Regions from separate parts of the Mus musculus genome. Here regions 1 and 2 are each linked to region 3. Evidence: chromatin loops called from intact Hi-C (ENCODE). Cell type or tissue: heart. All regions are shown on one strand. Each heading gives the region's core, and the rest is flanking DNA. Links, peaks and the distances in the headings are about the cores only.

The links. Peaks named below come from ENCODE experiments on the same cell type or tissue, not always from the same donor. Only the 100,000 strongest peaks of a DNase experiment are listed, where the experiment ranks them.
Region 1: a loop joins it to region 3, with 4 times the contacts of the local background. A loop is called at or near these places in 6 of 42 quality-filtered maps.
Region 2: a loop joins it to region 3, with 2.0 times the contacts of the local background. A loop is called at or near these places in 2 of 42 quality-filtered maps.

The regions. Positions count from the first base shown.
Region 1 is chr4:144,759,495-144,769,396 of GRCm38, forward strand. Gm25938 (a small nuclear RNA gene) reads right to left here and starts at 6,298; the gene lies at 6,133-6,298. In heart, for the core only: a CTCF peak has its summit at 6,411 (motif pointing right); no DNase peak of the experiment used is centred there.
Region 2 is chr4:144,946,126-144,956,027 of GRCm38, forward strand. Gm42344 (a long non-coding RNA gene) reads right to left here. Exons shown (of 3, transcript XR_881562.2): 1 at 1,395-9,902. It also overlaps a transcript of Vps13d not described here. Among named protein-coding and RNA genes, the nearest start is that of Gm42344, 5.7 kb to the right of the region's middle. In heart, for the core only: a CTCF peak has its summit at 4,980; DNase peaks (open chromatin) are centred at 3,886 and 5,896; H3K27ac peaks cover 772 bases.
Region 3 is chr4:145,045,758-145,055,659 of GRCm38, forward strand. Vps13d (vacuolar protein sorting 13D) reads right to left here. Exons shown (of 70, transcript NM_001276465.1): 63 at 8,360-8,508; 64 at 514-648. Among named protein-coding and RNA genes, the nearest start is that of Gm36317, 87 kb to the left of the region's middle. In heart, for the core only: a CTCF peak has its summit at 4,924 (motif pointing left); no DNase peak of the experiment used is centred there; H3K27ac peaks cover 307 bases.

The DNA.
Region 1 (9,902 bases), core at 4,851-7,350, 280 kb before region 3:
CTAAGAGGGAAACTCATAGCTCTGAGTGCCTCCAAGAAGAAACTGGAGAGAGCACACACTAGCAGCTTGACAACACATCTAAAAGCTCTAGAAAAAAAGGAAGAAAATTCACCCAAGAGGAGTAGACGGCAGGAAATAATCAAACTCAGGGGTGAAATCAACCAAGTGGAAACAAGAACTATTCAAAGAATTAACCAAACGAGGAGTTGGTTCTTTGAGAAAATCAACAAGATAGATAAACCCTTAGCTAGACTCACTAGAGGGCACAGGGACAAAATCCTAATTAACAAAATCAGAAATGAAAAGGGAAACATAACAACAGATCCTGAAGAAATCCAAAACACCATCAGATCCTTCTACAAAAGGCTATACTCAACAAAACTGGAAAACCTGGACGAAATGGACAAATTTCTGGACAGATACCAGGTACCAAAGTTAAATCAGGATCAAGTTAACGATATAAACAGCCCCATATCCCCTAAAGAAATAGAAGCAGTTATTAATAGTCTCCCAGCCAAAAAAAAGCCCAGGACCAGACGGGTTTAGTGCAGAGTTGTATCAGACCTTCAAAGAAGATCTAATTCCAGTTTTGCACAAACTATTTCACAAAATAGAAGAAGAAGGTACTCTACCCAACGCATTTTATGAAGCCACAATTACTCTGATACCTAAACCACAGAAAGATCAAACAAAGATAGAGAACTTCAGACCAAAATCTCTTATGAATATCGATGCAAAAATACTCAATAAAATTCTCGCTAACCGAATCCAAGAACACATTAAAGCAATCATCCATCCTGACCAAGTAGGTTTTATTCCAGGGATGCAGGGATGGTTTAATATATGAAAATCCATCAATGTAATCCATTATATAAACAAACTCAAAGACAAAAACCACATGATCATCTCGTTAGATGCAGAAAAAGCATTTGACAAATGATAAAAGTCTTGGAAAGATCAGTAATTCAAGGCCCATACCTAAACATAATAAAAGCAATCTACAGCAAACCAGTAGCCAACATCAAAGTAAATGGAGAGAAGCTGGAAGCAATCCTACTAAAATCGGGGACTAGACAAGGCTGCCCACTTTCTCCCTACCTCTTCAACATAGTACTTGAAGTATTAGCCAGAGCAATTCCACAACAAAAGGAGATCAATGGGATACAAATTGGAAAAGAGGAAGTCAAAATATCACTTTTTGCAGATGATATGATAGTATATATAAGTGACCCTAAAAATTCCACCAGAGAACTCCTAAACCTGATAAACAGCTTCGGTGAAGTAGCTGGATATAAAATTAACTCAAACAAGTCAATGGCCTTTCTCTACACAAAGAATAAATAGGCTGAGAAAGAAATTAGGGAAACAACACCCTTCTCAATAGTCACAAATAATATAAAATATCTTGGTGTGACACTAACTAAGGAAGTGAAAGATCTGTATGATAAAAACTTCAAGTCTCTGAAGAAAGAAATTAAAGATCTCAGAAGATGGAAAGGTCTCCCATGCTCATGGATAGGCAGGATCAACATTGTAAAAATGGCTATCTGGCCAAAAGCAATCTACAGATTCAATGCAATCCTCATCAAAATTCCAACTGAATTCTTCAACGAATTAGAAAGAGCAATCTGCAAATTCATCTGGAATAACAAAAAACCTAGGATAGCAAAAAGTCTTCTCAAGGATAAAAGAACCTCTGGTGGAATCACCATGCCTGACCTAAAGCTTTACTACAGAGCAATTGTGATAAAAACTGCATGGTACTGGTATACTGACAGACAAGTAGACCAATGGAATAGAATTGAAGACCCAGAAATGAACCCACACACCTATGGTCACTTGATCTTTGACAAGGGAGCTAAAACCATCCAGTGGAAGAAAGACAGCATTTTCAACAAATGGTGCTGGCACAACTGGTTGTTATCATGTAGAAGAATGCGAATCGACCCATTCCTCTCTCCTTGTACTAAGGTCAAATCTAAGTGGATCAAGGAACTTCACATAAAACCAGAGACACTGAAACTTATAGAGGAGAAAGTGGAAAAAAGCCTTGAAGATATGGGCACAGGGGAAAAAATTCCTGAATAGAACAGCAATGGCTGTACTGTAAGATCGAGAATTGACAAATGGGACCTCATGAAACTCCAAAGCTTCTGCAAGGCAAAAGACACCATCAATAAGACAAAAAGACCACCAACAGATTGGGAAAGGATCTTTACCTATCCTAAATCAGATAGGGGACTAATATCCAACATATATAAAGAACTCAAGAAGGTGGACTTCAGAAAATCAAATAACGCCTTAAAAAATGGGGCTCAGAACTGAACAAAGAATTCTCACCTGAGCAATACTGAATGGCAGAGAAGCACCTGAAAAAATGTTCAACATTCTTAATCATCAGGGAAATGCAAATCAAAACAACCCTGAGATTCCACCTCACACCACTCAGAATGGCTAAGAACAAAAATTCAGGTGACAGCAGATGCTGGCGAGGATGTGGAGAAAGAGGAACACTCCTCCATTGTTGGTGGGATTGCAGGCTTGTACAACCACTCTGGAAATCAGTCTGGTGGTTCCTCAGAAAATTGGACATAGTACTACCGGAGGATCCAGTAATACCTCTCCTGGGCATATATCCAGAAGATGTCCCCACTGGTAAGAAGGACACATGCTCCACTATGTTCATAGCAGCCTTATTTATAATAGCCAGAAGCTGGAAAGAACCCAGATGCCCCTCAACAGAGGAATGGATACAGAAAATATGGTACATTTACACAATGGAGTACTACTCAGCTATTAAAAAGAATGAATTTATGAAATTCCTAGCCAAATGGATGGACCTGGAGGGCATCATCCTGAGTGAGGTAACAAATTCACAAATTAACTCACACAATATGTACTCACTGATAAGTGGATATTAGCCCAAAACCTAGGATACCCAAGATATAAGATACAATTTGCTAAACACATGAAACTCAAGAAGAATGAAGACTGAAGTGTGGACACTATTCCCTTCCTTAGAATTGGGAACAAAATACCCATGGAAGGAGTTACAGAGACAAAGTTTGGAGCTGAGACGAAAGGATGGACCATCCTGAGACTGCCATATCCAGGGATCCACCCCATAATCAGCTTCCAAAAGCTGACACCATTGCATACACTAGCAAGATTTTGCTGAAAGGACCCAGATGTAGCTGTTTCTTGTGAGGCTATGCCGGAGCCTAGCAAACACAGAAGTGGATGCTCACAGTCAGCTTTTGGATGGATCACAGGGCCCCCAATGGAGGAGCTAGAGAAAGTATCCAAGGAGCTAAAGAGATCTGCAACCCTATAGGTGGAACAACATTATGAACTAACCAGTACCCCGGAGCTTTTGACTCTAGCTGCATATGTATCAAAAGATGGCCTAGTCGGCCATCACTGGAAAGAGAGGCCCATTGGACATGCAAACTGTATATGCCCAAGTACAGGGGAACGCCAGGGCCAAAAAAAACGGGAATGGGTGGGTAGGGAAGTGGGGGGGGGAGGGTATGGGGGACTTTTTCGATAGCATTGGAAATGTAATTTAGGAAAATGTGTAATAAAAATATTTTTAAAAAAAGAAGACGATACTGAGTTAAAAGAACATTGATTTTATCATAATGTCAATTTTTCAGCTCTTATAAAATTGCTGTTTGCTTGTTTTGCGCCTCTTTCAATATTCTTTTTTTATTAGTTAATTTATTTTTTACACTCTATATCTTACTCCCCACCCACTCACCCTCTGACTGTTCCACATCACATACCTCTTCACCACCCACTTAAGTGCATCATCTCTGAATGAATACCGACTCGGAAGTCCTCTCCTGTATGTAGGTTGGGGGGCCTCATATCAGCTGGTATATGCTGCCTGTTTGATGGTCCAATGTTTGAGAGATCACGGGAGTCCAGATTAATTGAGACTCCTGGTTCTAGTGTAGGATCACCCTTCTCTTCAGCTTCTTTCAGCTTTCCCTAATTCAACAACAGGGGCCAACTGCTTCTGTCCATTTGTGGGGTGCAAATATCTGCATCTGATTCTTTCAGCTGCTTGTTGGGTCTTTCAAGGACAGTCATGAGAGGTCCCTTTTTGTGAGCATTCAATAGCCTCAGTAATAGTGTCAGGCCTTGGGACCTCCCCCTTGAGCTGGATCCCACTTTGGGCCTGTCACTGGCCACTTCCATCCCTGTAATTCTCTCAGACAGGAACAATTACGGGTCAAAATTGTGACAGTAGGATGGCAACCCCATCCCTCACTTGATGTCCTGTCTTCCTGTTGGAGGTGGGCTCTATAATTTCCTTCTCCCTACTGTCAGGCAATAAGTGGATATTAACCAAAAAGAAAAAGTACAGAATACCCAAGATACAGTCCACAGAACTCAAAAAGCTAAACAAGCTGAAGTGCCCAGTAAGGATGCCTCAGACCACTTGAGAGACAGAAGAAAGCAATCACAAGAAGGAAGGGAGGGAGGGGCCTGAGAGGGAAAGAGAGTGGGAGGAAGTGAGGGTGGAACCTGATCTGGTATTTGGTGAGGGAAAATGACTGAAGCCCTGAAGGCCAGCAGAAAGAAAGCATTAATTGAGACTGCTGGTCCTAGTGTAGGATCACTCTTCTCCTCAGCTTCTTTCAGCTTTCCCTAATTCAACAACGGGTCAACTGCTTCTGTCTATTGGTTGGGTGCAAATATCTGCATCTGATTCTTTCAGCTGCTGGAAAGAGGCAACCTCAGGATATAGAAGGTTGGGGGAACCCTCCAGAATGCACCAGAGACCTGGGAGGTGAGAGATGCTCAGGACTCAAAGAGAAATGCTTACATGAAATGCTCTTTCAATATTCTTTTGTAATCAAGGAAGACATAAAGTGTATTTTGAAAAGCTGTGCAGTCAATAAATAAAGTTTCTGAGAAAATAACTTTATATATAAATAAAGCCTATAAGAGACACAGGTTGTCAGAATAAGTCAAGCCATATATAAATGTGCTTCCTTTCTGTCCTGTCTCACATGGAACAAAGCTGAATGGTGTCCTGTGTCTGAGTCTTCTTTAGCTTCTCTTGAATCTATTGGTTCCAACCCTTGCCCTCAGCCAGGGATGGTTCCTTGCACTCTTTTTGGTTTTTTGTTTGTATGTTTGGTTGGTTGGTTGGTTGGTTTGGTTTGATTTGGGGGTTTGAGGTTTTTTTGGTTTTGGTTGTTTTGGGGCTTTTTTTTTTTTGGTTTTTTTAGACAAGGTTTCCCTGTATAGCCCTGGCTGTCCTGAAACTCACTCTGTAGACCTAGATGGCCTCAAATTCAGAAATCTGCCTGCCTCTGCATCCCAAGTGCTGGGATTAAAGGCATGTGCCACCACTGTCTGGCCCCTTGCACTCTTTTACCTGTTTCTGGGACCATTTTCCTCCTAGTGGATTGCCTCATCCAGCCTAACCATGAAGGGATGTGCCTAGTCTTGTTGTAACTTGATATGCCATGTTTAGGTGGTATCCCTGGAAGTCCTCTCTTTTTCTGAAGGGAAACATAGGAAGAGTAGATCTGGTGGAGGGGCAGGGGAGGGAAGGCATGTGGAGGAGAGGAAGGGGGGTAAACTGTGGTTAGTATATAATATACGATAAAAATAATATATGTTTAAATATATTATTTAAATGTGCTTGGGACAGGCTGCCTCTCTCAGGGTGTTGGCCCTCCTAAAATCCACGAAAGAGGCTATGCTTAATAGTGATAGAGCAAAGAAAAAAGACAGGTGGAGTATAAGAAGGTACTACAAGAAGAAAGACATTCCATGTTCACGAATTAGTTGGCTGACCAACTTTGCAGTACTTCCCCAGTCAACCCAGTCAAGAGCAAACTCTACAGACATAGTCCCTTCACTGCATATATCTCTTTAAAAAAAACAGAAAACTGCTATAAGCCACCAAGGATAAATGGGACTAGATAGTTTTTCTGTCAGGCTCTTATTTCTGTTGCTTTTATCTATACAAAAGAACTAACTATACACAAGACATCGAATTCTCCACATGAGTCTTTAGAAGAAAACCAGCCATTTAACTCCATCCTCAAATCCTGAACGCAAGGGAAATCATGTGTTGTTTTAAGCCAATGCATTTGTTTTAGTTTTACTAAGGAGAAAGTGGGAATTCATTTCTCCATTAACAAAATTATACAGTATAGTTTCCCACTTTTAGGGAAATACCAGGGGTGTGCATACCCAGAGTGCAGTGGATAAGCCTCACCCTGGGTAGGGCACTTTACTCATGGTCATGATGTCTTCCCTCTTAGGTAATTTGTAAGCCAGTTTATTTGTAAAAATGAATTCCAGAAGCCAGAGAAATCTAACAAAATTCAACAGAAGCTGAGCTGCTCTACTGAAAGAAGTACAGTGATGCTGTTAGCACAAGAGACACAGGCCACAAGGTGGCATCATTCTACAGAGAACGAGAAAGCCACGGAGAGTGTAGGAAAGATGAATATATGACAGGGACACTGAAGCCTGTCTTCAGAGAAATAGATGCATGTTTTAGCTATGAATTTTCTTGCCACATCTTGGGTTCTCCTGAAAACACTAGAAACACATACATTCAAGTGTGATTCAGTATCAGGTCCTTTTATGAAGTGCCCACTACCATTTGGGTATTTTTACTTCTCAGGGCTGGAAAGAAGATATGGGGTAAAGAACAGATGTTTCTCTTGGATAGGACCCATGTTCAGTTGTTAGTACCTATGTCAACTGGCTCACAATGCCTATAAACACAGCTCTAAGGGATCCTATACCTCTACAGGCACCTGCACTCACAGGCACAGATCCCTACTTAGACACTCATTCACACACATAATTACAAATAAGACAAATCTTTTCCTGAGCAACACCTGTATAATGACAGCACCAAGAAGCTGGCTAATAGAGGAAGATACTTTAGGGGGACTCATCCCCTAGACAAAGAACTACAGACAAGTAAGGACTAGTAAGAGAGAGAGAGAGAGAGAGAGAGAGAGAGAGAGAGAGAGAGAGAGAGAGAGAGAGAGAGAGAGAGAGAGAGAGAGAGAGAGAGAGAGAGAGAGAGAGAGAGAGAGAGAGAGAGAGAGAGAGAGAGAGAGATAGTCTAGTTTAGGAACAAGGCCCTAATTATTTGTACTCTACCAGTGGTCAGTCCTGAAATCATGTATATACAAGCAACAGTAAACTAACTCAGCAGGTATAGATACATGAAACGTAACAAGGATGCTCATAGAAAATGAGGCCAATAATTCAAGTCATATTAGGAGGAGGGACATGCAAGGAGCTGAATGAGAGGGGTTGGAGGGAAGAAAATGAAGGAAGACTATAAATGGTGTGATTACACTTGAAAATGTCAAGGTCTACCCCTAGTGATGTAATTCATTCCTGTGAGGCTGCAACACCCCCTTGTAAACTCCCTAAATAGCCCCACTAACTGCCGAACAACTATTCACATAATGGGTGATATACTACCCCAAATATCAACAGGAGCGTGACAATGGGGCTTCAAGTGAGAACAGGGTATGATTGGGAAGTGGACCAGAGGCCATGTACATTAGAATCTTGCAAAAAAAAATTCTACATTCTGATAAGATCCTAAGAAAAAAATCTGAGTGAGACAGAATTTAAAAGCAATGACTTGGTTACTTTGGTAGATTATATGGAATGAGTGAAGCTCTGAGTGAATGGGCTTGGCCATGTCAAGGACCAATGCCCCAAACCATGAAAGTGGCAAAGCTCTTCCTCCTTGGTGAGTCTCATTGGGATGACAAAGCATTCCTCTAGTCCAAATGTAAATGTTGATAATATGTGCAGAAACTACCTACCATAGCTTTCCTCTTTAGATACTCTTGCCTAAAGTCTGACTGTTCCACTGCAGAGATTGCTTCTATCTACATTAGCTAAACCTGAATCCTTGTCGGGTTACATGCAATAGCCTATACCTCTGATCGACTATATATAATAAACATGCTAGCTTCTGGAGTGCTATAGCTTCTCCATCAGAAAGCTGAGACCACTCACCTGCAGCTTTTCTGTGTCTGTGTGTCTGTTCATTTCTTCACCAATCCAATCTGGTGAAAGTCATCAAGCGGTGCAGCATGCAAAGCCTATGCTAATGCAGAGCAGCAGAGTATTAACAGAGTGACTCAGGCTGTTAACAGAGAAATTGCTCATAGCTTTTAGCCAGGTTTGCAGTGAAGACTGAAAGTAAAGTGACTTGAAAAACATACATTTTGACAAAGAAAAGGTTTTTTATAACAAACAACCCAAATATTGACAAAGAATCTTTCATTATTAAGGAGATGAGTACCATGAAAGAGAATCTATATGTTCTACCCTGGAACAATAAAAAAAAAAATGTGCTAACAGCAAGAATCCTACCACTAAAGGATCCAGGATCTGAAAGCATATTGTTAAGCCTATCGTTTACAACAGATGAACAAATGTGTGAATGGCTTGAAACTATTAGAGAAGTACTATTCTTTGCTCAACTTCCCAGACACATCCAAGCTGCTTCAGTTTTGATTTCAGGAGGCACAACTACTTCTTGAGCTGACAGCATCTACATGGTGCTGTTTATAAGATTCAGGAAGAATGAAGTATTTATAAGTCATTGGAGGCGTACATGAAGTGTCTGTAGAAAAACCTCGGAGGTCAGACAGTGTGTGGCAGAGTGACAGCATCTACACAGTTTTTCAATGGACATTTAGAGTAAAGACTAAGTTGTAATGAAAAGCCCAGAATATTGGCAATGACAGAAACTTTAAACATCTACCAAAGAGAGGTGAGGACTAAGACTGGCCATCTCAAGAGACGGATTACAATTGTCAGTATTGTGGAAGCAGGGCTCTCCAAGTCAATTGAGGCTCACATTAGGGCATAATGTGCTCCAACAACAGACCAGGAAGTGTAGGGTTTCATACTGAAACCTTGAAGAGTTTCAGCTTTACTTTGGTCCACTATACCCTAACTATCTGTACTACCAAATATTAGAATGTGATCGATCACTACACACCATCATCTATTGAAAAGATAAAACAGTTTTTCTTTATTTTATAGTGACTCATGTCTAAGAGATTGCCTTGAATCTCAGTAAAGTCTGAAGTCAGAGACTTTTGAATACTTTAAGGACTTAAGAATTTTGAGGACTCTCAAAGTTACATTAATAAATATTTTTGCATTGTGTGACCAAGAATGCTGTGGTTTAAATGCAGAATATCCAACACAGACTCGTGATTTGAATGATTCTTGCCCAGACTTTGGCCCAATTTTGTGGATGTAGAGTCTTTAGGAAATGCAAGCTGGTGAGTAGAAGTAGGTCACTAGAAAGGACACAAAGATTTGGAGAGGCTCATATAGAAAGTCATTTAATATGACTGACATTTGTAGCATATGAAAGAGTTTTACTATGGAAGGGAAGGGTAGGTGGCATCTCATCAATAACAAACAAAAAATTTGATATAGGTATAGCACCATAAAAACCCTAATCCTCCCTTGCATCCAGAGAGCATGGTTAGAGATTTTCTCAGGCAAAGAGAAGAAGGGATGATATCCCAAAGACTCCATAGCATCCCTGTGGTTCCATAAGCCAAGAACTCAAATATGTCAAATACCCTGAGCTATGCAGTTTATGGCATATTGAACATGTTCTGTGTTAGCTACTCCATTTACATTGCTTCTGTTTCACAGAAGAGAAATATGGCACCACCATTCATCCAAATGACTGACATGTCATTTACATGTCTGCTTGTCTTCTTATGATCCCATCCAGTTGGCTGTGGCAAATCTGGACACCATCCTAGGATCCAAAACACTATCAGAAACCCTGTCTTAGTCAGGGTTTCTATTTCTGCACAACCATCATGACCAAGAAGCAAGTTGAGGAGGAAAAGATT
Region 2 (9,902 bases), core at 3,683-6,182, 99 kb before region 3:
TGACCTGGAGCCCACCAATTCAACTTGACTGGCTGGCTAGTGAGCCCCAAGACTTCTCAGTGCTGGGATTATAAGTGTGCACCCCCTTGCCTGACTTTTTTACATAGGTCCTAAGGCTTAAACTTAGGTCCTCTTGCAAGGCAAGTGATCTACAAATGAAGTCACATGCTCAGTCTACCATGATGTGTTTTGTTTTATATGCAACTAGCAATATAGTAATACCATACTGGACACACACAAACTCACAAACACACACACACACACACACACACACATACATACACACACACAGAGAAATTTTTTCAACAGAACATATTTTGATCACAGGTTCCCCTCCCTCAACTGCTCCCACATACTGTTCCTCCTGATCTACCCGACTCCATGCCTCTCTCTCTCTCTTTTTTTTAAAAAAGAAAACAAAAAAATTAAACAAAGATAAAAACACACAAGAAACACACACCTAGAGATACACAAAATTGAAAATGGTACTATACAAGCAAAGGAACAATAAGAAAAAAAACAACAAAAAAAGGCTCAGCCAGGGTGATGGCACATGCCCTTAATTCTAATCCTAGCAATCTCTAGGCAAAGTCAGGCAGATCTATGAGTTCTTAGGCAGGCATAGTCTACAGAGCAAGTTTCAGCACAGTCAGGTCTACACAGAGAAACCCTGTCTCAACAAAACAAAACAAAACAAAACAAAACAAAACAAAACAAAACAAAACAAAACAAAACAAAACAAGTGACAAAAAAAAATCACTGACTTTGTTTTTTGTTGGTTGTCTATTGCTGGCTGTAGGGCTACCATAAGTGTGGTTTGTGTACCCAGTGAGAAAACTTTTTTCCTTAGTGAGCAGTTGTCAGTTGGAGATAACTTCTTGGTTCATGGGAGCTCCTGTCCCCTTCTCCCTTTCTGTGCTAGTGCCATGTTTGGTTTGAATGGATGTAGGCTGTGCACTTGCTGCCACAATCTATGTCAGTCCTTTGTCATTCATCCCCTCTCCCTCCTTACAATCTTTCCAGCCTCCTCTTCCACATAGGTCTTTATACATTGTTGCCATTATTCTCTTGTATCTTGTTCTGTAGCATTTGTATACAACTTTGGAACGCATATCCTTTGATGTCTGTTCCCCACCTACCCCCAGAGTTGCCCGAGTATGTTTAGTTAATCTCTCTCTCTCTCTCTCTCTCTCTCTCTCTCTCTCTCTCTCTCTCTCTCTCTCTCTCTCTCATTGTCTCTCTCTCTCACACACACACACACACACACACACACACACACACACACACACACACATACACAAACACACACACAGAGGTGCACACATCTATCCATTGATCAAATATCCAACAAAAGTCTATTAGGTTTGGGGGCTATAGTGGTGAATAAAACATACCAGTCCCTGGACACAGGCTGGTGGAGTGTGTTCATACAGCAGGGGTGACATTCTGTAAGGACATAGCAATAGCAAGCGTCAGATACATGCCTGGCTGACTGTTTGGACCCCAGGCAAGCAGAGACAGCTCTGCCTGCCTGGCTTATTACAGCCTGACATTAACATGTGGCATCTTTTTGGACTGGCTTGTGGAGTTCAGCAGAGCCTGACCCAGAATAGAACATAGTTTATTCTGTCTAGTGGGGTGAGGGGTCCCTCTGAGAGCAGGATCAGTGAGGGAAAGCTTTACTGACGATACCACTGCAAAAGGGTGCTGGAGGCTGAGTTGGGGCTGACAGACAGGAAGAAACGACTCTGGGAAAGTTTTAAGGCCGCTCCACAGACTTGAGCCTGGGCACTCGGCCTCATGGGCCTAACTAAAGGTCCAAAGTCTATTTATGTCTGTTGGCTAAGAGTTTGAGGTTCAACCCACCTTCCAAGGCCCCATCTACCTTGCCTTGTTCAAGAATGTCACCTTTTGTCCAGTGTGGAGGGTATTATTGCTGAAGGACAGAGCCCTGATTTGGAGGGCCTGCAAGAAGAACCAGAAGGTCCACATGAAGTCCTATTATGGTCGTGTCACTTCCTCTGACCTTGGCTGGGACTTGGCCTCCTGCCCTTTGGGAGTTCACAGAGAGGTGATATCTCCTCCAAGTGGAGAATGGTTCCCTCCCCTCTCCAGGGAGGCCTGGGTTTATAGATGAAGTTCCAAGGAACCAAACAGCTGGGACTTTTGAGACTGTCTATTCTTGGTGCAAAGCCCCAGGGAGCCTTGAGGCAGAGGATTTACAACGGCAATGCCCCTTTGCTGAAGGCAGGGTGGGGTGGGGTGTTTCCCTCTGTGGCTCCTGCTTTCTGTGGGGTCTGGGGAATAGCTTAGAGTTCAAGTTCACTTGATGCCATCAGCAGAGCCATGAGAAAGGCTGGCATCTTGACTCACCCAGGTGGCCCAGAAGAATGTCACAAACCTTGCTCCAGCTCCTTGACTGTGGGGGCCTCTGGGGTTGTCCACTTTTTCCCAGTGGGAAATTCCAGTCTGTTACCCAGGGTCTTGGGAATAGCTTTGTGGTCTTCAGAGCCACGTCTTGTTAGAATTGTTGTCTCTACTCTGCACTACACTGGGTAAATTAAATTAGCCTTGAGGCTAATGTATAAAGTGAGCTTCATCCGGAAGCCATAGGATAGAATGCCGGTGGAGAGAGTGAGACAACTCCTGATTGAGATGTTGGGTTTGTCCCTGGTACCTCCTCAGAAAGTCAATCAAAGGAGCCAGCAAGATGGCTCAGGAAGTGACAGTGTCTACTGCCAACCCTGACGACCCAAGTTTGATCCCCTGGAACCCATGTTGTAGATAGAGAGAAGTGACCTCTGTAAGTTGTTCTCTGAGCTCCACATTTGTGCCATAGCACTTTGTGTGTGTGTGTGTGTGTGTGTGTGTGTGTGTGTGTGTGTGTGTGTGTGTGTGTGTGTGTATACTTGAGAGGTAGTTCTTAACAATCAGGTAAACTGAGCCCCTGAGACCTGGCTTATAGAAGTGCTGGCTTTGCCTAATCTTCATTCTCATAAAAACCCAATGAGGGAGACAAATATAAGCCTTTTAGGGAAAAAGACTCAAAGGTTCAGCAAGGTTGATAAATTCACTCACAGCTGCACAGCAAACAGATGGCCTGGCTGGACTCCCCCATGAGTGGGCTCAGAGCTGGTCAGATGTGCATGAGATGGGGAATCCGCTGAGAAAAGTCCATCTTGGACCCTGACACTTGGAACCCAAAAAAATGTACTTTCTGGTCAGCCAGGCTTGAAACCTCAGAAGGCCTCATTCCAGGCATTGCCCCCCCAGGACCCCAGAATGGTTCCAGAGTATATCAGGCTAGTCCCTAGACCTGTCTCTAGAAGTTTGGCACTGGTATTCAGGAAGCAGGGAGGAAGGCCAAGCCCCTGGAGCTGCCCCAAGGAGGAGAGCGGTTTGGCCAGCCAGCCGGTGGGGCCAGGCTCCTTTGTTGCACACTGACAGGAAGGTGCGGCCACCACACACTTCAGCTGCCAGCTCACTGTGGTCACTCAATCCATCACCCAGGGTGGGGGCGGCAGGCCCCCAGGCTCCTGGCGGCTAGGCCTGCAGTGTTGTTTTAGTCTGACTCGGGCTGTGAGATAAACGGGGCATGAACTGGCCCCTTGGCAGGGGGTCAGCCCCTTCTGCCCTCATTAAAGTGCCAATCAAGAAGAGGAATGGAGAAAGCTGGTGAGCTCAGCCTCTCCCCAAGGGGCAGGATCCAGACTCCCTGAGAGAGAGAGAGAGAGAGAGAGAGAGAGAGAGAGAGAGAGAGAGAGAGAGAGAGAGAGAGAGCCAGCAGTACATTCCACTGGGCCAGCCAGGCCAGCAGCTTGCATCTGGTTGCAACACTGCAAAGTTGAGAATGGTCTGTTCTGCATGGGGGTGGGGCTTGGGGGACAATCCTTCAAAGCAGGGAACACCCTGCCCTGGCCTGGTCATAGGCTTATGGCTAGGTATCTGCTGCTACTTGATAGCCACACTGGCAATACAGGCCGTCTGATTACCTCTTCTGAATCTCAAAGCACCTCCTGCTCCTTCTGATAGCTGATGGAGAAGCCATGGCCTTGTGGGTAGGGAGCCACCCAGGGGTGGGCAGTGGCCACTGGGCTCAGGCACATACCTGGTGATTTTGTAGTGGCACTGGGAAGGCTGGGTTCACTACTGTACTGGAGAGGCTGGGCCTACCTCTCCTCTCCACATTCTCGAGAAGCCTCTCTCTGACCTGAGTCCTGTCCCCGGGATAACCAGAAAAGCCAGTACACAAAAGCAGAAGAGGCTGAGCCTATTGAAAGCAGGATTACCTCTATTCTGTCTTACAGGATAGACTCAGGTGCTGGCCTGGATGCAGTGTCCCTAAAGGCCTTCTTGGGGTCCGAATGCCACACTGTGAATTCTTGTGGGAAGTCTGGCATAAGCTCCACCCCTAGAGACCACACTGTCAGAAGCCTCTGGGATGGGGCTGGAGGTGGGGACGCTGACCTTCTGTATATATTCCTCACAGTTTGTCTGTTCTCCTAAAGCAATCTAGGGAGATTCCCAATGTTAACCTTAAACCTCTCCATGTGGGTGCACACACATGCACCTCCACACACACACACCATGTACACCCACACGTGTACACCTGTGCATGCAAGCCACACATACACATGAAAAGAAAAGAAAAGATGTTATGATTTTGAATTCCTTTCACATACTAAGCAATAATAATAATTGCTGCCATTGCTTGGGAATTCGTGATGCTTGAAAGCATCGTTTGAAGCAAGTTCTACCTGATTTAAGTCTCCCAACAATGCTGTAGAGAAGAAACCGTGCTGCCCTGTTCTGTGGGTATGCAGAGTCGGGTTGCTATGTAAAAACCTACATATGTAGTAAATCCAACATAAATGTGGTTTGCAACATAAATGTGGTTTGCAACTTCTCTTCTCCTGCTTAGCTGGCAGCCTTCCTCTAGTTAGAGTGGCATAAGTCCAGGTTCTGGCCACCTTGTGGCTCTGCTTTGTCCTGCCTTCCCATTGAAAGCACATGGTATCCTCAGGCTGCTCCATGGAGAATGGTCTGTGGTGGGGGACAAGGAGGTTTGGGACGTGGTCCATTTGCCTTCTGAGCAAACCTGCTCTATCCATGGGCCTAGCTGATCTCCATGATCTGTCTCATGTGATAAATGTGACTGGCTTCCACACCTTGTATCAGTTGGGCACCTGACCCTGACTTCCTGTTAACCTCCACCAATGGGAGACAGTGACAGAAGGTCAGAGGGCACTGGGAGAGGTGAGAGCATTTGCTTGTCAAGATGGATAGTTCTCATTTTCAACTGGATACAACCTAGAATTACCTAAGGAGAGTCTCAGTATAGGACTGTCTAGAACAGGTTGGCCTGTGAGTATTCTGTGGTGGGGGGGGTTGTCTTAATTACATTAATTGATATCAGAAGAACCAGCCTATTGTGAGTGGCACAACTCCCTAGGTTTGGTCCCTGATCTGTGTAAAAGTGAAGAAAATCAGATGAGTCCTAAGCATACATACAAAAAGAGTTGTCAGTCAAATGAAGAAGCACCCTATAGAATGGGAGAAAATACTTGCCGACTACAAATCTGGCCAAGCATCAGTCTCTAAGTCATACCAAGAATGTAAGAAAATAAACAGCAAGAAAACAAAGCAAAGCAAAATGATAAAAATGGGCCATGGAGTTGAACAACACCAAAAATATAGCTGGTTAAAAATCATTTTTAAAAGTGTTCAACATCGTTGGCCATCAGAGAAATCAAACTGAAACCACACTGAGATTCCATCTCACCCCAGTCAGAACGCCTATCATCAAGAAAACAAATAACAACAAATGCTGGGGCAACCACTATGGAAACCAATCTGGATGTGTCTCAAAAAGCTAAAAATAGAACTTCCATATGACCCAGGCGTGATACTCCTGGGCATGTATCCCAAACGCTCCAGTCTTCCGAGGGAGAAACTTACTCATCAGGCTCATTACCGCTCTGCTTGCAATAGCTAGGGAATGGAATCAACGTAGATATCCATGAGCCAATGAGTGGGAAACCAAAATAAACACAATGGGCTTTTATTTATCTATGAGGAAAAATGAAATCTTTGGAAAACAGATCAAAGGTGAGGCACCCCGGGTCCAGAAAGACAAATGTCACAGATTCCCACTCAGATGTAGATCCTAGTTCAAAATTTGAGATTTGTGTGTAAATGTGGAGTAGCTCTAAGCCCAGGAAGCAAAAAAGGACTCTTGAGAGGGAAAGAGGACTTAAGGGAAAAGGGAATAATAGAACACATATAATATGAAGATGGCAGGGCTATGGGGTGAAGGGTGGAATACTGAGAGTTAATGGTTTAACCAGGGACAAGGGGTGTATGGGGGAGAAGAAGGTGAGGGTAGGTTAATCAAAAGTAAAAATATATGAAAACCCTCTATAGGAATCCATACTTTGTAAACTAATTAAAAATATAATTTAAAAGTAGTTGGAGGTGCAACATAAAGTTCCTACATAGAGGAACAATGATTCCCAAAGAAGACATAAGTTCTTAAATGAAAATATCAGTACTAGGTGTGGGATATCCCTTTAGGAGTCATTGGTCAAGGAGACCGAGAAACACTCATAACAGAAGCTGTTGTCAGAGCTCCTGGTTGTCCTCCACAGTTAGACAGCAAAAAACCCTATTGCTGAAGACACCACATACTTTGCAGGTCATAGGGAAATCAAACTGGAATTGACTTTAAAAGTTTCTCCCTGCCAGGGTAGGCGCATCGTCTCTCACTGAGGCCAGACACGGGAACCCTGTTAGGGAACAGGTACCACAGTCATCATGTGGGGAGGGTCTCTGTGAGGGAGGATCAGGAGGAGGTACAATGTTTGATGTAAATAAATTAATTTAAAAAAAGTTTCTTCCTGCTGGCTAGCTAGTGAGGCTGCTAGACTGACCTGCCAGGATAGATGTGCCCAGGGCTATAGTAATGGCATCAAGGTTATGGGCTTTTAGATTCATCTGAGGCCTATTCCACAGGAAGAAATTCATGTCTCATACCATTAACCTGGTCAAAAGCCAATGGCCTAGGAGGTCACCAGCTCTGGGAGAAACCCTCTACTGCTGTGTTGTTGTTGTTGCTGTTGTTGTTGTTGTTGTTGTTGTTGTTGTTTTGGACATGTTGTTAAACCACCTACGAAACAGTTATGCTCACATTCAGAGATTAGTACTGCCTTCAACTTTGGCCAGGAAAGCTCCTCTCTGTTGCAGTTAGCAGTTAATGCAGAGATTCACAACTGTGCTGAGAATATTTATCTGTTGAGTAGTCAGACCTAAAGATGTCATCTGTACTAATTCCTACCCAAAGCTCAGGCACTACTATTCTGGAAGAGGGGCTGAAAGAGTGTCAGAACTGGAGGGTGAGGAGGAGTGTTGTGGAAGGCAGTCTTCAGGACATGGGCATGGCTCTCATGAACATGTAGCTGTGGTTTCTGTCACAAGATCAAGTCAGTACAATCAGGTGACATTCTAACCAACAGCGCCAACTGGAGGTAGTAGGTTATTAACAAAGGAAACCAGAGGACATGAAGGGGCAATGGAGACATGTTAGATAGATAGATAGATAGATAGATAGATAGATAGATAGATAGATAGATAGATAGATAGATAGATAGATAGATAGTCAAAGAATGAACAAAAGTATTCTATTCAATGGAAGAAGATGCATCTAATCCTCGAGAGACTTGAGGCCCCAGGGAGGGGGGAGACCTGGGTGTGGCGGAGCATCCTCTCAGAGACAGAGGAGAGAAGGAATGGGATGGGGAACTGTGAGGGAGGAGACCAGGAGGGCAACTGGCTGGATTGTAAATAAATAAAATAATCGTAATCATAACAATACTCAAATGTGCTGACACATATCCCAGCACTTGGGGAGCTAGAGACAGGCAGATCTCTGTGAGTTCAAGGCTACCCTGTCAGAAAAACAACAGTAATGAAATAAGCAATAACATTTTTAAAATACCACAAAATAGGAAATAAATGTTGTTAAATAAAAACATTTTTTTCTACTTTCCAAAATTTCATGGCTATACCACACATGTGTGGAGGTCAGAGGACAATTTGTGGGATTGAATTTCAGCTCTTACTATGCAGGTCACTAGGCTTGGTGGTAAGTGCCTCTACGTGAGAGTCATCTTGCTGTCTCTGGAGATGCTTTATTTGAAGTTACAGAGGATAGGAAATGGGTTAAAGAAAACACTGGAAGTGATAAAGGCCATTTCCTCAAATGGATGAAAGATATCAACCCACAGACTCAAGAGCTCAGTACATCCCAGCTAGGATAATTGCCAGAATACCACACCTAGGCCAGTATAGAAAACTGCTAAAAATCAGGGATAAAGTAAGCATTCTTAAAATTCACCCAGACAGACCCGAGGGTCTGGCTCGGCTATTTAAATGTCCATCACAAAAATGAAGAGCTGGGCTCTGATCCTCACACTCTGTCTATCAAACAGCTGAACATGGCAGAGAATTTGCAATTTTAGTGCTGGTCAAGTAGAGGCACGAGGTCCTCTGGGGCTGGGCTTGCTGGTTAGCCAGTATAGACAAACCATCAAGCTCCAAGTTTGGCAAAAGACCTTGCTTCAAAACCTAACGCAGCATGTCACTGAAGAAGACACCTAGACCTGAGCTATGTACCAGCCCCAAGGGCTATCATTATTATAGAAAAACTGACCAAATCTGGGTACTTGGGGCTCTACCACCTCAAGGTTCCATTACTTTACCAACTGTGACCAATTGTTCATGTACATGAGCCTACCCGAGACATTTCTCATTCAAACTGCCCTGGTCAAGAAACTGGGTGACTACTGCTGTAGTGTAGTGGCCCATGGCTTAGCAACTGAAGGAAGGAAAGAATCAAACATCCCTAATTCCCCTCTGTGAGGCTCAAGAAGCATTATGAAAGGAGTATAAAGATTATGAGAGTCAGAGGAATAGGTGAAATGTTGTGTAGCTATTTCCACCTAATGGAAACATTCTCTTTTGGTTAGGAGGCTTATTAAGGTTTAGGAAGTAAATATAACTCACAAGTCCTAGGAAGATCCTGAAATTATAAGTATGACAAGCCCCCTCCCCTCTTCTACGCAAGGGTATATAAATAGTAACAATTGCTCTGGAGAAGAGACTCTTCATTTGGGTGAGCTATCCTCTAGTTTTCCAGTCTTAATGCAGCCAATAAGAGTTGTCATTCATTCTGGGATGGGCTTTTTGGTGATGCAGCTGCTTTTCAGTCATCCATGCTTCTGTAAGTGACCCTCATACGTATGCCTGTAAATCATCCCAGTAAACTCACTACTGCACTAAGCTAGACTGGGGTGGAATTGTTTTTTTGGTCTGCTCTTGTGTACTCTATCTGGGGAAAACAGACATTTGTTCACGTGTCCCCATCAAACAGCATGGAACACCCAGTCTGCCTTCAAATCTGTGATCCTCCTGCCTCAGCTCTCCTAGTGCTAGAATTGTAGTTTTGTATTACCACACCTGGCCACAACTACAACTTCCACTTACAATACCTAAGTCAGTGATGGCAACTAGAACTATGTTAATCCCTCCTGGGGCATACCTCAACCTAAGGACCTGTCACTAGGTCTTGCTTCTTACATGTCCCACCTCTTATCACCATCACTTTGAAGGTAACGGCTCCAGCACATGAACACTTGGGGGAAAAAAGCCCACATTACAGCCATAGTAAACGTCACTTACATTCTCATTTCTCTCCAATTGGCAAAGAAAAAAAAAGATTATTATATAACCATGATAAAGGTGTGAGGAAGCACACTGCCCTTCATTTCTGGCAGCCATATAAAACTTTAATCTCTATGGAAAGTAATTAGAAGCATTTATGAAACTGCCAATGTGTAGAGATAGAG
Region 3 (9,902 bases), core at 3,383-5,882:
CTAATTTGGTTAAAAAAAAAAAAAACATAAGTTCAACTCCAGGTCAAGGCCCTCAGAGGCATTAAACAGTGGTGTGGTTGTTGAAAGCAGGCCATGCCTAGAACATAAAGAGTTCACAGGACTCTGTGCTGTCACTGAAGCATCAACTAAACCACAACGAGCTGTGCCTAACCTAGGGGAGTCCCCGGGACTGGCTCTGAGGAACAAGACAAACAGTTCTTAAGTCAGTCTTGGGATTCTTAAGGTATCTTGTGTGTGAGTGTGTGTGTGTGTGTGTGTGTGTGTGTGTGTGTGTGTGTGTGTGAGAGAGAGAGAGAGAGAGAGAGAGAGAGAGAGAGAGAGAGAGAGCGCTGACTCTCGAGACGTGACACAGTAGTGACATCTAAGTGACAGATCCCCAATACCTAAGAGGAAGCTGCTTGGCCCTGACTGTCCCCACCTGGCCCTTTCCCACCCCTCTCATCTGCTCACACCCGTCCCGTCTGCTCACACCCCTCCCGTCTGCTCACAAACCTCCTGGAAGTGCTTGAGGATGTCATTGATGATGAACTCCTTGGTCTCATAGGGATGCACCCGAGTGAAGGGATCCAGATTGATCACAGCATCTTCAAACCGAATCAGTGGGAATCCTAGGGTGCTTTTCAGAGCCTTAGATGGGGAAGAAAGGGAACTACATAATTCTAGAATCCATGAAAGACTATGAACTAAGAATTACCACCTAGATATAAGGATTTCCCCTATAATTACAAAAGTAAAATATGACAAAAAATATATAAATTTCTATTACCCAAAGTCATGCATATCTCAGCATTACAATAGCAAACACTGCCAGGCTCATAGTAGAATTCCTTCTGGTCTGTTTGAACCTGTATTTGACATGCCCTCCTTTCTGACTAATGTACACTGCACAGGGACAGCGCAGCCCTAACAAACAACACTCAATTTGTTTTCTTCTCCCTCTTATTGTCACTTGCATGTTCCTGTATGTGTGGTGTGTATGTGTATGTGTGTGTGTGGGGATTGAGCATAATCATGTGGACGTGTGTATGTGTTGAAATACAAAGCTGATATGAGTCTTCCTTGACTGACTTCCATCTTGTTCTTTGAGGCAGAGTATTCTCATCAAACTCAGAACTCCCAGACAGCCAGTCTTACTAGCAAGCTTGCTCCAGGCATCTCTTCTCGACTGGAATTGTAGACAGGGCAGCATGCCCCCTCAGATTTTACGTGGTGTTCTGGGATCCTGACTCCAGTCCTCTTGCTCACAATGGTAAGAGCTTTAACTACTAAATCATTGCAGCAGCCCCAAGGTCAGAAAGTAAATTGTCTTTTCTGCCTTAAAAATAGCCTGCCCCCTGTACAAACTATTTCTTTTCTCTACAGATTATGTTGTCCTGATTTGCATTGTATGCTGTTGTATATAGTATATCCTATTAATTTTCATTTTTACATATTACATCATACAAGTAATACCCATTTAACCATTAGTGTTGGTGGAAAGTTAGGTGTTGTTTTGAGACAGACAGGGTTCTCTACGTAGCCCTGGCTGACCTGGAACTTTTTTGTACACCAAGCTGGCTCTAGACTCACAGAGATCCTCCTGTCTCTGCTTCTAGAGTGTTAGGGTCAAAGGTGTGTACTGCCACACTGGCCACTGAGAATGTTTTACTACTATGAATGAAGTAGCTGAAGCATCCCCAAGTCCTTTGGGTGGCTCTCCATGTGTTGTTTTTGTTTTGTTTGGTGCATGTCTAGGAGGAGTGGAGCTGCTGGCTAATAAAGAATGAGCAGGTTCAACCTGAGTATATACTGCCAAAAAGTTTCACAGAGGAGCCAGGAAAGCTCGAACCTTTTTCAGTAGTCTAGTAAAGCCCCCTGTTCTATGTTCACATCAATAACGGGAAGAAATAACTTTCCTGGGGTTTTGTTGATTAGTTTTTGTGTATGTGTGCTGCTGGAACTGAACCCAGGACCTTATGCTCACTAGGCAATCAGTCACTCTGCCCCTGAGATATACCCCTAGATCTTACGGTATGTGCTGATACCCCGGTTCATGAATGATAATAAGGCTGTGCACATTTTATAACCATTCTAGCTCCTGGACACTGTTTCTATAATGTGCTTATTCAGATCTTTACTCATGTCTACAGGGAGTTATCTGTGTTTGTGTTTTTCTGGAGGACTTTTGTACATGCATAAACATATTGCAGAAACCTTCTCTCCCCCTGTATCTGGTCTTACTATTCGTTACATGGTGCCTTTCAATCATGAGACAAGCTTACTTTGAAGAAGAGCTTTCTCTTCAATCTTTTCTCTTCTGGTCAGAGGCTCTCTGTGTCCTCGTTACTAAGGTCACAAAGCCTGATGTCTGTTTTACTTCACACTCACACCATGACACTGCACGCTTGGTTCTTATGTAACCTGCGATCTCTGCACTAATGCACTAAGCACTAAGCACAGGGCCTCTTTCTACTATAATCACATGACTGTTTCCACTTTTTTTGTTTTTGTTCTGCTCACCACAGTGCTCCCATTTTAACTGATGTGGTCCTGTAACGAATTGTGAGTACTCTGGCTTTAAGGACTATCTTGGGTACTCTCTACTATAAATCTTGGGCTCTGCCCTAATCTATCCAGGCCTTTAACGACACCAGCAATGTTTTTTTTTTTCTATGTGAATACCTTGTACACATTCAGTGTGTCCCTAGGTAGTTATGGTAAGTTAAAATGGCCACAGTTCTTTGCATCTGCCATGGATATATTTTGGTGTTCTTGTCGAAAGTCTATTTTCCCTTCACCAGAATCTTTAATAACTGTCATTTGCTTCAAAGGTAAGGCTATGCAATCAGTGAGCCTGAGAATCGAGAGACCTTCAGGCCTCTACACTGTATTTTCTGATGCCTTCACCATGTGGAAATGCTGAAATTATCTATTAAAGATATGGGCTCACTAGGAAGGTTATACTGAAGCTAGTCCCACCCATCTGACCTGTGAGAGACAACAGGAAGTTTGTTGTGAGAGTTCTTTTAGAAATATAAGAGAAGTTATGTCTACAATGTCTCATCAACAAGAAGTAGAAGCAAGGGCTTTGAAAGGTGATGGGGTTCCCATCATGTTTGGTATACCCCCATCACCCCTCAAACACAGGCACAATGGTTTGCGCATGTGATTCCAGCACATGGGGGGCATAGAGAGGCATAGCTAGGACTTGTTGGCCAGCCAATCTATCCTAACTGGCAAGGCCCAGGTCACTGAGACTTTATCTCAAAATATGAGGTTAACAGCTCTTGAGGAACAACACCCAAGGCTGTCCCAAAAACACACACACAGGACACACACACACAGGACACACACACACAGGACACACACACACAGGACACACACACACAGGACACACACACACAGGACACACACACACAGGACACACACACACAGGACACACACACACAGGACACACACACACAGGACACACACACACAGGACACACACACACAGGACACACACACACAGGACACACACACACAGGACACACACACACAGGACACACACAGACAGGACACACACAGACAGGACACACACACACAGGACACACACACACAGGACACACACACACAGGACACACACACACAGGACACACACACACAGGACACACACACACAGGACACACACACAGCCAAATAAAAAGGCAAATTAAACCCTGAAAAACACTGTTACTTCCATCAAAGACAAAACTTAGAAAGAGTTTGTAGTGAAGATATAAAAGACCAATAACCTGATAGAAACCTGATCAAGTGCTAGGATCAGACAGTTCACAGAAGCAAAACCACACACACACACACACACACACACACACAAAGCAACAGTAGAGGAAGAGACACAGGAAGACACACAGTTAAATAAATACCAAACAGAAGATACATGGCACAAACAATCAAATAAATACCGACCAGACCAGATGAGCCGAAGACAGGGAGAGAGCACTGGTTTGGTACTTGGAATGTCACTGATGATATCAGAAGGAAGAATTTTAGGAGCTGAGACCATCATTGAATTACCAGTGTGGTGGCACACCCCTGCAATTCTAGTGCTTGAGAAACTGAGACAGGAAGATTGCTAAATTCAACACTAGGGGGTTTTAAACACCGATGATGGCCAGATTTCTATCAGGTTATTGGTTTTTTTTAATCTCTTCCCATTGTATAAAATCTTTATAAAAGTCTTGTCTTTGATGGAAGTGTTTTGAACTGAGAGATAGACTAAATTTAAAGCCAGCCAGACTAAAGATATGTTAAGTGCACAGCTAAAGTCACATGACTAGCCATGAGCGAATCCTAGACTTGAATGTGCTGTTTTCACAACAGCAACTACCTATTTGGTAGAAAGCGCCCAAGCCAGAGGGCTCCACTATTTCTTCTCAAAGTCATTCTGCATTTGTTCAGCCGTGCTCCCCACTAAAGAGTGAGTAGGCATGAAGTCGGCAGAGAGCATGCCTAATTTCCCCCATTTCACTGACAGAGAAACTGACAGCCAGCTTAAACTCCTTATTCATAGTCAAAGGCCAATCATGCTATGAAAGTGTAAGGACATGGTCTTACCAATGCAACTCCAATAAGAAGAGATTTAGAAAGCATGATTAAACAAAAGCTTAAGCCAGAAAGTTAAAACAAAACAACAACAACAAAAACCCACTAAAACACAAATTCCTCATTGCGACCAAACATTAAAAGAGACTGGTGTATTGCTGCAGGGACCTTTGACCTCTACCAAGCTGCAAAGTCCTCCCAACAGGCACCATCTACCCTGGAACCAAGGAAGTACCCAGTCCTGAAGTGAAACTGTCTTCACCTAGTCATTTACTGTCTGGGGTCCCTTATCTGCAGAGGCGCAGGGCCAGCCTGTTGGTATGAATTACTCTGCCACCTTCAGGCTGATCTGGTCTGTGGAAGAAGGCATGAGAGGAAAAGAAAGCCATATAGGATTGCGCCCTCCCAATGAACTGAGCCACTGCTTGCATATAGTAGGTCACAGCTCTGATCCTGATTTACTCAGGCAGCATCTTCCTGCTGCAGAGGGGATTCTGGAGAAAGCAACCTGTGCTCATACGTTCCTGATAAAACAGAGAAGTATCTACTCCCACTTCCCAGACAAAACGGCTGAAGCCTTCCAGAGACGGCGCCAAGTTGAAAGAAGAAATACCTGTCCACGAGGCCTCAGATCACAGCTAGTCCCTGGGCCGTGTCCTTTCCTTTCTTAGTTTATTCCACACTAAACAAAACTGTCTGGAATTCATTCTCTAAAGGTTTATTTATGGCACATAGAGACTGTTTATGTGAAGCAGGGCATGTGCCTATTTCCCTTTGGGGACAGTGTTTAAAACTATGGGGCTACTTCCCTCTCTGGCACTTTCTGAAACACAATTAACAATACTGGATCTTTTTTCCTTTTAACAAATCTGGTTTTTATTTAGAGAGGAAGGGAAAAAGTAAAGGGTCTGAAGTTTCCCAACAAATTATTTCAAGCCTTTGAGAAGACAGTTTTAGGCTTTTTAAATAGTGTCTTTGTTTGAAACTCCCCCTTACCCCCACCCCCTGCTCTCTGACCATTAAAGTGTGGGTTTTCTTCCAAACTAGATTGCTCAATTAAGGTCCTTCTTTTGTTATACCCCAATGCTCTAAATGGGAAAAGGCCTGCTGTAGGCCACCTTCTGAAACCTTTTAAAGACCCCCTGGTATCTTTTGATCTTTAAAGGAGTCAAGGAAATCCCCATTAAAAGCTACCTGGCTTTTCAATATGCCATGGCATCTCTAACATGCAAGCTCTATGCAGAGAGACCATGAGGAGAAGGGAGGGGCAGCTGTGCTCTTGTGTCTATGAAATGGAATATTAGCTTCCCTTCTTCTGTCAGTCACGAATCCAAAGAAGATAGCAGATGGAGACAGCTTCCAGTCACCTGGACAGTGTGGATGCCTTTGAGTCACCAGACAGACACTGTATCTGGCAACAATGTACCTCAGTGTAAATCTGGATAGGCAGAACCCCCTCCCCCAACATTTCTGACAGCCTCGCTCCTGCCTGGGAATCCAGAGAATGGAGGCAATTGTTCCTTCAATACTAAGACAGGGTTACCTTTTACACAGACTCCCGTGACTGCTGTTCAGGGAGAGGGCTCCGTTTCTAAGCACATGTTTTTAGTGATTCCATATTCATCAGAAAGAGTATATTGCTCTTCCTAAGAGCTCCTAATAAAGGCCTGTTACTCTGTTAGAAAACTCTGACTAAGTGATATTGTCTAAGGAGTCCCAGACTCCAGGAGGAATACTCAAGGTATAGTAACATGGTGACTTCCACAACCCCAGAGCTCCACTCTGAAGTTCCAATCCCAACATCCTGCTGAAACACAGGTATGTCATGGCATCTGCTTAAGAGTGCTCTAAATTCAGTAGAATACCAGGAAGACCGTCAACATGAAGGACTGGAATCACTCCAGCAGAGCACACACTGCACCAGTAAGAGATGCAGAGGACACATGGCATCTGTATCACAGGACTGTGAAGGACACATGGCTTAGGTACCCGGGACTGCAGAGGACACATGGCATCGATACCAGGAGTACCATTGGATAGCAAAGGACACACAGCATCAGTCCCATAGGACTAGGGACCAGGCACTTCTGCTGGGAGCGCTGAGAGGAATGCTGGGGTCTGTGATCTTTAACAAGATGATTTTAAATCAAGAAGTCTTACACTTGCAGGAAATGCTTAGCTTTGGTTTGCTGGGTGAGAGCCAAGTGTTCTGGGGGAACAGACTTTATCAAACAAATCCATTCCAAAGGTCACATAAGTCAAGTGGATACTTGTGGATATTAGCAAGACAGTAGTTTTCCCATGGTTTTCCCCTTACTCCCAAGCTAATTATAACCATCTCCAGCCTCCTGGGAAATACAACATTAGGGCAGATTGAGCAGCAAAGTGGTGAGAGGAGAAAGGCACTGTACCTCTTTTCTCAGGATGCTGCCCCTGGTCCCAGCTAGCCCTCCCTTGACTTCATTCACTGAAGCCATCACCCCTATTATCTAGAGGATGACGCTGAGCAGACAGCTGTCTCATCACCTATAGGTCTATTTTAGAAGCTGGGAGTTGGCAGGCTGTGGCACATGAGGCCCACACATGTGTTCTGTCAAGCCCACAAGGCTGGGTTTTAGTCAGTTTTTCTTTTGTTTTTTTTAATATGAGTTGGTGGCCAACATTTAAAACCCAGGAGATTCCATATAAACCTGATGATTTGGCAGTGGGCTGCAGTGGGGCTGTGCTGACCCTCCTCATGGAGCTGTGCTGGACTAAAGGTTCCCTGCACTTGCAGGTTGACCCTGCAGCAGAATTGGCATGGGCATCAGAGCCCAGCACTGCAGGCTCACAACTCATTTCAGCTATCTAGATGTTCCTCTGTGGAGAGAGTGGGTATCCTGGATCTTCTGAGAGAAGGAAGGAGGGGAGAGTGAGCAGGCAATGGGAAGAGGGAGGGTTGGACAACTGTCTTCAAGCACAGTACAAGGGAGAACCAGAAGCAATGGCTGCCAGTCTGAGGCAGACTTAGAGTCTGAGTAAGGCTAGACATTTCAACATCCATCTGACCCTGCTCTTGCTTTGAGCAACACCTTGCTACTAACTAGGCTAAAGAAACAAGACCATAAACTTCTGTCTCCCCACCTATCAAGCAAGGGCACCATTGAGGACACACAGTCTAATGACAGCCTCACCTATGTGCCAGGATGCAGCACAGAACCCAGACATGACAGACTTGGATTTGAATGTCAGCCTGCTCCCTTCCTTAAAATATGCCTTGTTACTAAAAGTGAAGGTGTTGTTAAGGCTGTCCTGGTCACCTGTGGATCAAGATGGTTAGTAGGAGGGTTATGTCCTGAAGCTGTACAAGGCCATGTTCCAGCAAGATTATAGCTGAGTCTCCCTCTAAGGTGGCAGACCTTCCTAAGTGACACTTACCCCAGATGCTTAGAAGACAGCAAGAGAGATCTGGGCAGTGGGTCAAAAGAAAGGCTACCTTAGCCTCAGTTCCTAAGACAAGTAACAAGCCCAGGAAAAAGGTTTCTACTGCCCTGAGGTAAATCTAGAAAAACCCAAAAAATAAATGAGAGTTACATCATCCAGTTTTATCCTTTTTGGTAATATCTTGATCTTCAGCAAAGTTATGCCTAAACATTAGACAAAAAGAGTATTTCACAAATTAATGAACACCTATAAAAGGAAAGGTACAAAGTAAATGCTGTGAGTACTAATTCCAGACAGACAGAATGAACCATCAACGCACACTCCCACAGAGAGTGTGCCAGCTGTGAGCTCACCTTAAGGTCCAGTGGCAGCTTGTTGGAGGTGAACACACTGAGCTTGATCTGGGGGATGCTGATCTTGAGGTTCTCAAAGTAGTATCGAGTTGGAGTTCCTCCCTGCTCTGCTGTTTTCTCATGGATGTTTTCATCATACTTTTCCACCTCTGATCCAAAGGCATAAGTAAGAAACGAAAACAAAAGCTGTTGGCATCATGATTCAAACATGTATGACCTCACCTAAAAACCTACACAAACAAAAACCTACATAAATTTTCTTAGTTTCTTTGTGGGCTCAGGAATGTATACAATATGCAGACGCATTATTATATAAAAGTAGGCTGTTACATTGGTTATACAAAGGTAGGTTAGCTTCATCGGTTAAACTGTGACTCTGAGCCACCCAGCAGACAATATCTTAGAAAGCCAAAGGTCACAGGTTCATTTGCTGACCACAGGCTTTCCAGAACTATTGCTGTCATTTCAAGAACCTATGATCTAGGTTATATGAGTCTAGAGTGCAGTACAGCTGAGCCAAAAAGACACTCTCAACATAAAGCAACACTTTGGGGAATAAAAACAGTTCCTGAGAAAGTGCTGGCACAGCATCCTCCTGAGCAGGGCAAGTCTCAGAAGCAAGATAATCGAGGCAGAGTTTCTAATTGCCAGTCCATGAGTACAAAGGAGGGGCATGGGCTAGAATAGCAATGCACTCCGTGCAGGGGGGAGGGGAGGTGTCCATAAGCAATAAGCTTCCCTTTGGCTTCCGGTGGCTTCGAAGAAAAACCAGAGAGAACGCTCACAGCTACTTTGCACATTTACAGTCAAAGCTGCCATCAGTTCTACTTGAAGTTGAAGGATGCTCTAAGGAAGACCTGTCTTCCACACTCAACTGGCTACTGAAAGTAGAGGAAGAGTAATGACAGGCAGACAAGGTCTTCCAAAAAGCCTAAGTTTCTCTGTGCAAGGCTGTAAAAAACTTCTGAGAGGGATTCACAAGAAAAATATGACCCATGAAACCTGAAGTGAATCTTATGGGGAAGGAGCCAAACAGAACACCTGCCTGGCTGTTGAGCACTCAGGTGGCTGTGTAACTCCAAATAAACTGGAGCCTGAACTGACCAAAGTGCAAAGCACTCAACTAAGATGGCAGGGGCTTGTTCTTCCTCCCAAATAGTGGTCTCCTTCTCTTTTTTACTTTCTTTCCTTTTGAGGCACTAAGGACAGAGTCCCGTACCCCATGTATGCTACCTGCATATAGTGGCACTGAGCAAAATCCCTAGATAATACTAAATACTCTAAAAGCTTAATCCTATTTTACTTACGATGCTGAAGATTTAAAGTTCAATTCTAAATCTAGATTATAAAGACAAAACATATTTTTCTTGCATTGTGGGTATGTCTATGTATTTCCCCTCTAGTCAACATGGTGGATAAAAGCAGACAGTAACAGGCTAAAGGATCATGAACTTGAGCATGAACTACAAAGACTGACTGTCTCAAAACAACAAGCACATAAAAATAAGCCGCATGGCTAGAAACATGACTAAGCAGTTCAGAG